Linked DNA regions of Homo sapiens: region 2 is linked to region 1. Evidence: chromatin loops called from intact Hi-C (ENCODE). Cell type or tissue: pancreas. All regions are shown on one strand. Links, peaks and the distances in the headings refer to the core of each region. The heading gives the core; the rest is flanking DNA. Region 1 overlaps KANSL1 (KAT8 regulatory NSL complex subunit 1). Region 2 overlaps KANSL1 (KAT8 regulatory NSL complex subunit 1).

Region 1 (6,352 bases), core at 1,353-6,352:
GCTTACCCTATGAAATATTCTAGTTGTTAAGAGAAAGAAAATAATAAATGAACTCTGCAGTGTGTCCTATAGCATTAAATCTTGGAGAGAGGCTAGGCACAGTGGCTCATACCTGTAATCCTGGCACTTTGGGAGGCTGAGGAAGGAGGATCACTTGCGTTCAGGAGTTTGAGACCAGTCTGGGCAACATAGTGAGACCCCATATCTTTAAAAAAAAAAAAAGCCTGCTGTGGGCGAGCGTGTGTAGTCCATTTGCTCAGGAGGCTGAGGCGGGAGGATCATTTGAGCCCACCAGGTTGACACTGCAGTGAACCATGGTTGTGCCACTGCACTCCAGCCTGGATGACAGAGTGATTGAGACTCTGTCTTTTAAAAAAACAAAAAAACAAACAAAAAAAACACACGTATACATATGTAACTAACCTGCACGTTGTGCACATGTACCCTAAAACTTAAAGTATAATAATAATAAAAAATTAATTAATTAAAAAAAATCCTGGAGAGAGAAATGCAATAGAGGAGGGAATAGAGAGTGCTGGAGAGCTCAGATAAAGAAGAGGTATATGGATTAGCCCTTTGATGTATTCCAGAGCTTAGGTATTCCTCCTCATTCCTGTGAAAGATGAGGAAAGGATTGGGAAGGGAGTGACGAATAAAGTAGAAGAAAAACCAAGAGAGTGTGGTATGTGAAAGGCAAGGGGAGAAAGTGTTTTGGAGAGGGAGGAGGAGGAGGGATTGTCTGTGTCAGTTGTTACAGACAGGATCAGTAAGATGAAGGCTGAGAATTGAGACCATTGAATTTAGTGGGGTGGGGTTGTTGCAGACATTGGTGAGCAGTTTTGGTAGAGGGAGAAAGGTGAATTAAAGCATGGTTGGAGTGGTTTCAGGAGACAAGGCCACAGAAGGAATTGAGGGAACCATTGTAGATAACATTTTCAAAGAATGTTGCTGTAAAAGAGAGCAGAGAATGGGAATTTTTCTTAAGAGAGCCACTAGCAACATATTTGCTAATGACAAATAAGGGAGATGAGAGAATTGCTGGAACAATTAGTATTTGCATGGTGAATTTTCAGTACTTTCCTTGTTTTATTCTAGTATGCAGTTGTACTGTGTAAGTTTGCCATGTTCTCTTTAAAGAAAAGAATTGTAGAATTGACTGTCAGGCGATACCATTTCTTCCTGTCTATTCCTCGGACTCTACCTGAAATATCAAAATAGCAGAAATAGATAAGAATAAGGTATTTGGCAGGGTTTTCATATTGACATTTCAGTCTCAGTTTTTTTTTGTTTTTTTTTTTTTTTTTTACTAATAGTCGTATATCTCTAAAAGATTTTCAGAGGAGTTGATAACAGGAATGTCAGAAAACAGTATATTACTGTCAAGTGTAGGAAAATAGCTTTTTGTCAATTCCTTGATGAATTTAACACAGAATGCTTTTACATTTTAAAAAAAAAAAAAAAACCGCCACCTCATGAAAATAAAGCACCCTTCCTCTGTTTTGGCAGTTTACCAGCCACTATGGCATGACATCAGGAGTCGTATAAAAATTTTCTGAAGTATGTGGTGGCCTCCTGGATTTTGTTTTTTAATATGTGAAGTAGCCAACCTTCTTCTGATCCATGCCTAAGAACGAATGTAGTTTTGAATGTACATATAAAATTATAAAAGGTAGCTTAGGCAAGAGATAGGCATAAAACTAAATATCCTTTTGTTCCAATGCCACTTTCTAAAACAGAATCATCCTGACACAAAAGTAAGCTGCATGAAAAATAAGACAGAGAAATTAGTTGACTTTGGGAAATATACCATGTACTAGATCTAGCAGAAAGCTGGAGTTCTTCCAGAGTTAGAGACACACCCCATTCCTTCTGTCTAGGTTGCTTTCTGTGTCTCACATGGCTCCTCACTCATGACATGACCTCAGTGGTATTTGCTGATGAGCAAGCATCTTGTCTTCTGTCATCTTGAATTGCTCGGTTTTCCAGACAGATTTATTCAACAGCATTTTTGAATGCCCACCGTATTATTCAGGGCAGCCAGGTTGCATTGGTAAGGAAAACAAAGCCCTTATCTTCATGGAGCTTACTTTCTAATGACAGCAAAGAAGTTAACAGGTAAATTATGTTCTAATATTGTTACATGACAGTGAGTTCACAGTTATTGTGAGTACAGAGTACAGAACACACAAAGCAAGTGATTAATATTTTTTCCTTACCTGCATCTTAAATGATCTCTACTGCATTCCAGAACCAAATAAAACATACTTGAGGGAACTCATTGAGGTTTTGTTTTGTTTTGTTTTTTCTTTGAGATGGAGTCTTGCTCTGTTGCTCAGGCTGGAGTGCAATGGTGCGATCTCGGCTCACTGCAACCTCCTCCTCCCGGGTTCAAGCGATTCTCCTGCCTCATTCTCCCGAGTAGCTGGGGTTACAGGCATACGCCACCACGCCCAGCTATTTTTTGTATTTTTAGTAGAGATGAGGTTTCACCGTGTTGGCCAGACTGGTCTCGAACTCCTGACCTCAAGTGATCCACCCGCCTCGGCCTCCCAAAGTGCTGGGATTACAGGCGTGAGCCACCACACCCAGCCCAATTACTGTGTTTTTAAAGGGCTATCAGCTTAGTTGAATTATGGCTGGAATATATCTTAAAATTGAGATGCACGTTTAGTGCAGTAACTCTTTTGCCCTTAAAAAGGCTGGCCAGGCACAGTGGCTCATGCCTGTAATCCCAGCACTTTGGGAGGCCAAGGTGGGGCAGATCATGAGGTCAGGAGATCAAGACCACCCTGGCCAACATGATGAAACCCCATCTCTACTAAAAATACAAAAATTAGCTGGGCGTGGTGGCACGTGCCTGTAATCCCAGCTACTCGAGAGGCTGGGGCAGGAGAATCGCTTGAACCAAGAAGTCAGAGGTTGCAGTGAGCTGAGATCTCGCCACAGCACTCCAGCCTGGTGAGAGAGTGAGAGTCCATCTAAAAAAAAAAAAAAAAAAAAAAAGCTGTTGTTATATCACTTGTACTTCTTAAAATCAATGACTAAAACAAAGTGTTCAGTAAGTTAAACTCGTTGGGAATAAAGAGAAATGAGATCTATCAGTAAATAAATAGGAAGCCTTGAATGCCCAAACTGATGATTTGGGTTTCAGTCTATAAGTTTTAAATTTTTGAGCAGAGAAGTGTTGTAAGCTATTTTGGGGGAGGTAAATCTGCTGTAACATGTTTTTTTTTTTTTTTTGTTTGTTTGTTTTTTTTTTTTTTTTTTGAGTCGGAGTCTTGATCTGTCACCCAGGCTGGAGTGCAATGGCACAATCTCAGCTCACTGCAGCCTCCGCCTCCCGGGTTCAAGCAATTTTCCTGCCTCAGCCTCCTGAGTAGCTGGGATCACAGGCACCCACGACGACGCCTGGCTAATATTTGTATTTTTAGTAGAGACAAGGTTTCACCATGTTGGCCAGGCTGGTCTCGAACTCCTGACTTCAGCTGATCCATCCGCCTTGGCCTCCCAAAGTGCTGGGATTACAGGCGTGAGCCACCGCGCCCGGCCAATCTGTAACTATTATGTTTGGGATGGATTGGCACAAGAGACTGGAGGTGGAAAGACAGACTAACAGTAGTAATCCTGGAGGAGATAATAGTCTAAGGCCTCTACAACTCTGAATGTGGAATATTTTAAATGTAATCTAAGGAATAACCACTAGGGTGTGGTAAGTGAATATCAGAGTAAGGCTCATGGAGAACATGGAGTACTTCCTAAATCATAATTTTATTATAAAATGACGGAATTACTAGTTGTAATTACTGAATAGCCTATATTGCTATTTATTGTGTGTTTCATCACTTTAGGGGTCTAGTATGGTGGATGTTAGTAATTATCTAAGTGAATGAAGAAGCACTCCAGTGGAAAGTTCTTATATGCCATTATGTTCTTTTCCTGGCCCAGTGCCTAAGTGAAGTAGGTGTTTATAACTTAACCTAAACGTACTAAGATTTCAGATCAATAAAGTTATTAAAATAAAATTGGTACCAGCCAATTTTCAAATAAGGTTGCTTTTTATTTTTTAAGTAAAATTATGTTTATAATTAAACCATAAGACAAATAGTATTTTTTTAAAAAAGAAAAGAATGTAGTTTTATTAATAATTTACTGCATTGTTCTCATTCTCAATTTACTGTGGACCATTAGAAACTTGTGTATAGTCTGGCAGTGGAAACCATCAGTGTTTGGAAATGAATGGTTGAAAAGGCTGGGTTTTTTTGTACTAATAACCAGTAGAATAGGTAATGGCTACATTTATTACTAACATACCCTTGAAATTTTTATTGCCCTTAATAGCATTTCTTTCAATTTTTTAAAAAGTAGCAATTTCCTAACAAATTGGCAGTGTACTGGCATCATTTTAGAATTTTGTAGTCCTTGTTGTCATAGGGGGGATTGCTCTGGGCCAAATTTTAAAGCTGGCTTCCATAGAATTCCGAGTAGTCCTCCTCTTCTTCCCATTGTATCACACTTGAAGAGTGACATTTTTGTACAGGGCATTCTCTCATGGCTATGACCAGGTTTCCTGTAGACATCAGGGTAAATAAAGGTGTTAATATATGATTCTAGGCCTCCTAGTTTTGATTCCACCTATTTAAATCCAGTTTCATGACACCATGGTTGAGGACTAATGAACTAGAATATGAGTCAGTATTAAAAGTTAATAATTTGATACGTTCTTCCTTGACAGAGTGCAATAGACCTTGGAGGCCCAACCAACTTTTTCATACTAGTTAGACATTTGGAAAGGAGCAAGCATGCCATGTAGAAAATTGTACCTTAGGACATAAAGCTACTAAAAGAATACTCAGAAATCACTCTGTGCTTGGAACAGTTACCTCTAAACTGTTATGACGGTGTTTTATATATACATTATAAAACACATACAAAATAAATTTTGAAAGACTGAGATAAAATAGAAGCTTACACGTTTTGTTTCTTCACTCTGATGGATCTTCAAGAGCCAGTTGTGGGATATGCTTGATTGTGATAGAGTTGCCAAACCTTTGAAAATCTTTCCACATGTTAACAGTGGATGAGTTAGATAACGAATATCAAATGCAAAGCAAAAGCAAATGATTATAACCTGTCCTTGAGCCAAAAGAATTCTTTTAGTGTTTTGGACGAATATGCTATGATTAACAGAAAATGGTGAATAGAGTTTTACTTTGGTATTAATTCCTTCATAAGTATTAAATTGAGTATTTCTTGGGAATTCCTTCAAAGAGAATTGATAGCATTGCAGTATTAATTAAGGGAACGTGGGAATTTCTTCGTGTATCAAGTATTTTATCTCATTATTTTATTGAGATGCAGGTCTCACTGTGTTGCACAGGCTGATTTTTTGTTGTTGTTGTTTGTTTTTTGTCCCCCTCCCCTCCCCCAAGATGGAGTCTCGCTCTGTCGCCAGGCTGGAGTGCAGTGGTGCAATCTCTTCATCTCAAAAATAAAAAAGCCAGCTGTGGTGGCAGCTACACAGGTGGCTGAGGCAGGTGAATGGTTTGAAGCTGGGAGGCAGAGGTTGCAGTGAGTCAAGATCAAGCTACTGCACTCCAGTCTGGGCAGCAGAGCTAGACTCTGTCTCAAAAAGATAACAGTCTGTTTCTCTCTCTTAGTTCCAGCTGAGAACATGTGTTGATCAGTTTCCTTTTCTCTCTCTCTCTCTCTCTTTTTTTTTTTTTTTTTTTTGGAGTCAGAGCCTCGCCTCGCTCTGTCACCCAGGCTGAAGTGCAATGGCATGATCTTGGCTCACTGCAACGTCTGCCTCCCGGGTTCATATGATTCTCCTTCCTGCCTCAGCCTTCCAAGTAGCTGGGACTACAGGCGCGTGCTACCATGCCCAGCTAATTTTTGTATTTTTAGTAGAGACGGGGTTTCACCATGTTGGCCAAGCTGGTTTCGAACTCCTGACCTTAGGTGGTCTGCCCGCCTCAGCCTCCCAAAGTGCTGGGATTACAGGTGTGAGCCACTGTGCCCAGCCTCCTTTCCTCTTAGCATATCCTGAGATCTAATTCTAGTCTCCTCACGAGACTGCCAGAAACATCTCTGCCCTTTTCAGAGACTTTCCACTTAGCTTTGTAGCCTCCTACCATTCACAACTTCAGCTTTTTCTTTGGGAGGGTGGTACTTGGAAGTGTGTCATGCTTAGTTCCCTGTCCTCTTTTTATTGATAATTTGACATTTCAAGTCTCTAGTGTTATCCATTCAGCCCTACAAGAGTACCAAAAGCTCTGCTCTTTTTTTTTTCTTTCTTTCTTTTTTTTTTTTTCCGAGATGGAGTCTCGCTCTGTTGCCCAGGCTGGAGTGCAGT
Region 2 (7,704 bases), core at 1,240-6,239, 130 kb before region 1:
TTTTTTTAACCTATCAACAGTGAATACTTTTGAGTAGTAATTGTTTTGTGCCTAATGCTAAGTGTATTTATTAGCATTTCGGTGTTGATCTAGAAAATTTTTACTTTTAATCCTGTAGTTTTAGAAGTATGTTATTCCTTTATCTGTTTCTTTATATCAGTTTTTCCCATAATTGGGTAAACTCCTATTTTATAAAATACGAAGTACATTTCTGGTTTTTTCTACATAGGTTACTAGACATTTTTTCAATTTGAAAAAACATTTTGAATTAAGAAACTTTTTTTTTAAAGTAAATACGAAATGTGGTTCTTGAGTATGCATTGATCCTGATTTACCATGTACATTGTCAATGGTTTGGACCATTTTCTTTGCTAACAGTTACATCATGTCATGTGATATGTGCAGTGTGATGTGTAGTTCTAAAAATAAGGCAAGGTAAAAATGCTCATCCCTTGGGAATTTAAAAAATGTATTATAAATGTGGAATAACTACCTTCAGTCATGAAATTCTGAATTGGATTTCCACTAGGTTTATGCAACAAAGTGTGCCGTTCCTTCGACCTTTAGCATATTTGGTGTATTTGTTAGTACCTCATAATTTGAGGTGATTGACTTTTTATTTTTTGAACTACTTGGAGGGAAACATTAAATGTTACAAAGGTTCTTAATGTCTATATTATGGTGAAGATGGTTGTCACTGATGGCCACCTCATTTGAGTATATACCAGTGTCTGTGATTGTGACCAGTTAAAAGAATGATCAGTTAAGAATTATTAGAGCCTTTATGGTAGGGTGGGATTTTCGGTCTTTCCATCTATATGAGTCCACTGAAGTGAAGTATTTTAGAAGTTTTCTTGCATCTTTTCTGAAAGCCACGTTCAGAACATTCGTATTTGACTTTGGTGCTTTACCAACGTGAGATGTTAAATTTTTGTCTGATTTTCTTTCTTCCTGCCTACACATGTTATTTCTCTGGTTAAACCTGCAGAGCACTCTTTGTTACGTGAGTGTTTCCTGTTGAGGAAAATTCTGGAAGTTAGAAAATGAGTAGGCCTTAGTTCACTTGTGAACTCATATCAAGGTGAGAAGAAAGTGAAGTAACTATACTAAACTTTTTTCTTCACTGTCACTAAGGCTACTCTTCCATCTCTAGTAATGCTACATTGTAACCAGTGTCTCTGCGTCTTCTGTAGAGGATTGAGTTGACCACAGGTTTTAATTGCATTTTAAAGTGAATAAGAAGTTTTAGGTTTGTTCTGTTCGTTATGACCTGATTTGTGTACTCTGTAAACATAGGGGTGTTGTGGTTGTTTGAGAAGGTATTTTAGTATTGAGAGGTTCTGATTAGGCCCCTTTGCGAGTAAAGCTTAGTTACCTTGTTATATCAGGCAAGCAATTTTTTTTTTTTTTTTTTTTGAGGCAGGGTCTCGTTCTGTCGCCCATGCTGGAGTGCAGTGGTGCTATCTCAGCTCATTGCAGTCTCCGCCTCCCAGGTTCAAGCGATTCTCGTGCCTCAGCCGCCTGGGTAGCAGGGACTACAGGCATGTGCCATTGGGACTACAGGCGTGTGCCACCATGCCCAGCTAAGTTTTGTATTTTTAGTAGAGACGGGGGTTTCACCATGTTGGCCAGGCTGGTCTCGAACTCCTGACCTCAAGTGATCCACCTGCCTCGGCCTCCCAGAAGTGCCGGAATTACAGGCATGAACCACTACGCTTAGCCTAGACAAGCAATTTTTAAAATGTGCTATAAAACACCAAACTAATCCACACTGGATTTTCTAAACATAGTAAACGCCATGTTTAAAGAGTAATGCGTATTCCTTTTATGTTTTTTCAGCTTGTGGGGAGATGGGTAGGGGCTATTTTTTTCTTCTTGGTGAGTCCATTAAGACACAGAAATAAGCGACTTTCTTGCTAGATAGATGTATATAGTTTTATTGTCCCTCTCCACCCCCCAACAAAGGACCTCTCCGTTCCATTCCTTGAGTTTAGAGGGGAGGGACTAGGGTAAACTGAATAAGTGGTTGTCTGTTGATTGCCCCAGAGTAAATCTTATTGAGTGGTTTAGAGATTTTGTTTCTTTTTCATTTTAGAGACGAGGTCTCGGGGTCTCGCTGTGATTCCCAGGTTGGCGTGCACAGATGTAATCATTGTGCGCTACAGTTTAGAGTGCCTGAACTCCGGGGCTCAAGTGATCTTCCTGCCTTAGCCTCCTGAGTAGGTTGAGCAACGGGAGCATATAACCTTGCTTGTCTTTTTTTTTTTTTTTTTTTTTTTTTTTTTTTTTTTGAGACAATCTTTGCTCTGTTGCCCAGGCTGGAGTGCAGTGGCGCGATCTTGGCTCACTGCAACCTCCACCCCTAGGGTTCTAGCGATTCTCCTACCTCAGCCTCCTGCGTAGCTGGCATTACAGGTGCCCACCACCACGCCTGGCTAATTTTTTTCTATTTTTAGTATAGATGGGGTTTTGCCATGTTGGCCAGGCTGGTGTTGAACTCCGGACCTCAGGTGATCCACCCACCTCAGCCTCCCAAAGTGCTAGGATTATAAGCGTGAGCCACCGGGCCTGGCCCCTTGCTTGTCTTATTTAGAGTTTTAAAGCAGCTTTCGTTGTACTCTTTCTTCATTTTAAATGTTCCTGCCTTGAGTGATTTGATTAGTCTATGTCTTGGGAAGCGTATTTTACCTTAGTGCCTCTTTACTTACTTACCTTAAGAAAGGAGTACAGGGCAGGTTCTTAAGTAAAATGGCCCCAGACACCTGGCTTGCCTACTGTGTCAGTGCAAAGAACACTTGGATCATGTCTTTTTCCTAAAATTGGACTTCATAACTGTTTCTTGGAAGTCTGTTTTAAGACTTTTTTAGTTCTCATGTTGCTTCTGAAGATGTATGTTTAAATTACAGTTTCTATGCTGATAAGTTGCGTATATACCTCTGGGCATACTAAAAGTTGTGCAGAACAATAGTTTATATGACAAGATAAGTTTCCCTCATCAGTACTTCCCATTCCCTGAAATGTGAGATCAAAACTCAGTTGAACCACACTATGGCTGTAGAAGACAGTATGAATTAGAAAAGACAAATATCCACTGTACTAGAGTTCACCAGCGTTTGAAGGCTATCAGAAGATATAGGAGGTAAGTGATATCCTTGGGTGTCACTTGCAGATTGAGGGGAGGATTGTGGGTCATAGGAGATGACTAGTATGGCAGGGGGTAACTATTATTATTTGTTTCTTTTTTAAGCCATGTGCCTTTTAGGATGTAGAACAAAATACATAGGAGAAAATAAGCCAAAAGGTGTGATTTACCAAAATACTTGGACTCCAAAAAGAGCTGCAATATATATTTTTTTTTATTAAGCATTTTCTTGTCTTTGGTAGAATAAAGGTAAAGCTAAAATAGAGTGCGGAAACTGACTTGACCAAAGTAGAAAACACAGCTCATGTTTATGAATCAAAAACAAATGAGTTTGGGCAGTCTGAAAGAAAAAAATCAAACATTTTATATGAAGATTTTAAACCTTTATGCAAAGAGTCCCTTTAAGGTGGAAGAGACCTTTTAAATAGAGTAGACCTTCCCCATTTAGTAGCACAATGCGGCAAAATAGTTGTTTAATAAATGTTACTTTCTGCAAGCCTTGCTTTTCCAAGATTTTAAGCTGCTTCCACAGTGTTAACATTTGAAAGCCCTCTACCAGGAAATTATTTAGCTGTGTATTTTATTGTTGCTGACTGTGAACTTACCCTTTTTTTTCCTGGCTGTAATTTTTTTAGAATTAAAGTTTCTTTCCAAGATTTTGAGGGTCAGGAAATGCAAAGTGGAGGTAGATTGAGTGCAGTTTTATCTAAATGTTATTTTAAAAACTCTGGTTCTTGTAACCTGAACCAGGAATCCAAAATGAGATCTTACTCTGAATTTTAATTACAGCAGATTCTGCTCTTATTTGGAAAAAGTTGCTTGAGTGACATCAAACTTAATGGAGTCCCTCACCTTTTAATTCCTTTTTAAAAAGGGGAGAGCTTAAGGTTAGACTTGGTTAAATTCAGTTGGAAGGTAAGTATTAGGGAATAAAAAAGAGGAATAACAATTTTGTTGTTAGGATGTTAAACCAAAAATTGCTAAGAACTCATATCTAGACTTTCCTCTTGCTGCTTGTTATTTGGCCTTTGTGACTGTTTGTTAGCACCTCCACCAGAGGGTGTGAAGGGAAAGAGGCTCAAAGCTAAGTACTGTAGCTAGTTTCTGGTTTCTAGTATAGGAGAGACACTTCATAGAAATACCAGCCTGGGCTGGGTGTGGTGGCTCATGCCTGTAATCCCAGCACCTTGGGAGGCCGAGGCGGATCACCTGAGGTCAGGAGTTTGAGACCAGCCTGGCTTAACATGGTGAAACCCTGTCTCTACTAAAAAAAAAAACAGCAAAAATTAGCTGGACATGGTGGCGCATGCCTGTAGTCCCAGCTACTCAAGAGGCTGAGGCAGGAGAATTGCTTGAACCTGGAGGCGGAGGTTGTAGTGAGCCGAGATCGCACCACTGCACTCCAGCCTGGGCGACAGAGAGAGACTTCGTCTCAAAAAAAAGAAAAAAGAAATACCAGTCTGATAAGTTGAACTGTCAGGAAAGTTTCATTAAACTCTCCATATGTTACCATGGAGAACTGAAGCTCTTTGAAGACCTTAAGCATGTCTCCAAAAAATTGGACTGTATTTTTTTGCACTTAGTGATTTACTCCTTACCCCTTGCCTCCCAAGAGAATGAAAAATGGATATTAGTATTGACTTAACATTTTATTGGCATTGGAAAAATGTACTTTTAAAAGTCATTAATTGACTTTTCTCTAAAGGTATAAGGTAGGTTTCAGTGGGAACTCAGGAATTTGGCCATGGACCCTCCCAGAATAACCTGTTTCCTTTAGAATTCTTTTTTTTTTTTTTTGAGACACAGTCTCGCTCTGTGCCCCAGGCTGGAGGTGCAGTGGCGGGATCTCAGCTCACTGCAAGCTCTGCCTCCTGGGTTCATGCCATTCTCCTGCCTCAGCCTCCCGAGTAGCTGGAACTACAGGTGCCCGCCATCATGCTCAGCTAATTTTTTTTTTTTTTTGCATTTTAGTAGAGACGGGGTTTCACTGTGTTAGCCAGGATGGTCTCGATCTCCTGACCTTGTGATCCACCCGTCTCGGCCTCCCAAAGTGCTGGTATTACAGGCATGAGCCACCGCGCCCGGCCTCCTTTAGAATTCTTAAAATCTTCCAGAAGTCGCTGATTTTAGGATTGTTCAGGAGCACTTACACCAACCATTAGGGCTTGTTGGAAAGAGATATGATAAAAAGTATGATTTTTTTTTCCTCTGTCTTTTGTCAGCTAAAGAGTGGTAGGAAATTTGAATTCAGTGCTAGCATAGAAGTAGGATTAACACCATTAATAGTTTGATATATAGACATCCTTCAGAAAAAAAAGTTTTCTTGAGATGGTATCTTGCTATGTTGTCTAGGCTGGTCTTGAATTCCTGGGCTCAAGCAGTCCTCCCACCTTGACTTCTAGAGTAGCTGGTATTACAGGCATGAGCCATGGGGCCTAGCCTATCCGTGTGTGTGTGTGTGTGTGTGTGTGTGTGTGTGTGTGTGTGTATATATGTGTGTGTATATATATGTGTATATATATATGTTTAATGGGATCATACTTGTTATATGGCTTGATCTTTTTAATTAGGGTTTTTTTTTTGTATTCCAGTTCTTCAGTGAAAGCATTGTGTATACATCTTTGAGTACCTATGAGAATATTTCTGTTGAATAGATTTCTAGAAGTGCAGTTGCTGGGTAAAAGTTTGAGCAATTACATTTGTGATTTTGATGGCTATTACCTTTATAATGCTGTGTAACCACATTTAATAATAGCTTAAAAAGTGTAGTTAAAAAGTTTCCTAGTCTGGGTACAGGTGCTTGGTCAAGTAAATAACTGGAACTTGTAGTGGGTGAAGCCTATCCTAGGTTCAGTTGATGCCTCTTCTTGTTAGGTGGTTGATCACTTCAGACATCCCCATTAACGTCCTAATGGATCTTCATCTGATGGGTTTAGCATAGAATGCTCAGGTTGCTTAACGTGTGTTGGTCTGCTGTCTGCCAGGCATTGTGCTGCTTGTAGGGGACAGAGATAAAACAAGCTATAACCCTCCTTTTTTAAGAAGTACATAGTTGGCCAGGCGTGGCGGCTCATGCCTGTAATCTCAGCACTTTGGGAGGCCGAGGCTGGCGAATCACGAGGTCAGGCCAGGCCAACATGGTGGAACCCTGTCTCTACTAAAAAAGACAAAAAATTAGCTAGATGTGGTGGCGGGTGCCTGTAATCCCAGCTACTCAGGAGGCTGAGGCAGGAGAAACGCTTGAACTCAGGAGGTGGAGGTTGCAGTGAGCCAATATTGTGCCGCTGCACTCCAGCCCGGGTGACAATGAGAGGCTCTGTTTCAAAAAAAAAAAAAAAAAAAAGTACATACTCTGGGGAAGAAAGAGACAAGACAAAATTGTGAGTTTATATTGTACCATGAGCAATAGCCAGGGTGTCATGGGGGTGCAGGTAAGAGCCTAGAGGGAGGGACCCCACCTCAACCTGGGAGTAATGGGGAATACTTGAAAGAGCATGTAACCTTGAGCTGAACCGTGAAAGAGTAGCATGAGTAAAGGTGCAGGGGCATAGAAGAGCCAGGAAACATATGTTTCAGGTGGCTGCAGTGAGGACAGGCTGGAGATGAGGTCTAATGTAAAAAGGGGACAGATAATGGTGTGTGGGGAATTTGGACTCATCCTTACTCTAGAGTCAGTGAAAGATTTTAAATGGTTAGATTTAGGTTTACCCCCTCCTTTCCTTTTTTCTTCCCTTTCTAATAATCATTTTGGTAGTGGACGCTAGATTAGAGGCTTGCTGAGACAGGAAGAAGGAAGAATAGTTGGGAGATTATTACTGCCTGAATTACTATAGTACATAATGAGGTTCTGCACTAGGGCATTGGCACCAAGGATGGAATGAATGTGCCTGTCATTCTGTGTGTTGCCAACCCTCACCCTCTGTGCACCACCTCACCTTTCAAAATTCAGTCAGTATGTCATCTTTTCTAGAAGCCTTCCTTGACCCCTTCAGGTGAAATACAGTACTTTATCAAGCTAGGCTACCTTCACACCTAATTTATATTTTACTATCTTGTATCTGGCATTTAGTAGATGTTTAAATTAAATATTTATGGTAAAAAGTAAGTTGGTGATTTGAGGTCATGATTAACTCAAATAGACAATGTTGAGGAGCAGGAGGAAGTTTTGGATTTGGTGTTGGGGCAGGGAATGGGTTTTGAATATGGGATGCTTGAAGTAGTTGTATAGGCAATGCTGAATTCTACTCATTTCTTTCTTTTTGTTTTTTTGGAGACAGTCTCATTCTGTCGCCTACGCTGGAGTGCAGTGGTGCCATCTCAGCTCACTGCAGCCGCTGCCTCCCAGATTCAGGTGATTCTTGTACCTCAGCCTTCTGAATAGCTGGGATTACAGGCAAAGACGGGGTTTCGCTGTGTTGGCCAGGCTGGTCTCAAACTCCTGACCTCAAGTGATCTTCCTGCCTTGGCCTCCCAAAGTGCTGGAATTACAGGCGTGAGCCACCTCTCCCGGCCCTACTCCTTCCCTTCCTTCCCTCCCTCCTTCCTTCTTTCCCTCCTTTTCT

Evidence for each region. Peaks named below come from ENCODE experiments on the same cell type or tissue, not always from the same donor. Only the 100,000 strongest peaks of a DNase experiment are listed, where the experiment ranks them.
Region 2: it touches region 1 in a loop (2.4-fold over the local background); 17 of 110 quality-filtered maps call a loop at or near these places.

The regions. Positions count from the first base shown.
Region 1 is chr17:46,059,007-46,065,358 of GRCh38, reverse strand. All of the region lies in intron 6 of KANSL1 (KAT8 regulatory NSL complex subunit 1), which reads left to right. Among named protein-coding and RNA genes, the nearest start is that of STH, 63 kb to the right of the region's middle. In pancreas, for the core only: a CTCF peak has its summit at 3,688; no DNase peak of the experiment used is centred there; H3K27ac peaks cover 2,039 bases.
Region 2 is chr17:46,183,619-46,191,322 of GRCh38, reverse strand. All of the region lies in intron 1 of KANSL1 (KAT8 regulatory NSL complex subunit 1), which reads left to right. Among named protein-coding and RNA genes, the nearest start is that of KANSL1, 6.0 kb to the left of the region's middle. In pancreas, for the core only: CTCF peaks have their summits at 4,022 and 4,225 (motif pointing right); no DNase peak of the experiment used is centred there; H3K27ac peaks cover 317 bases.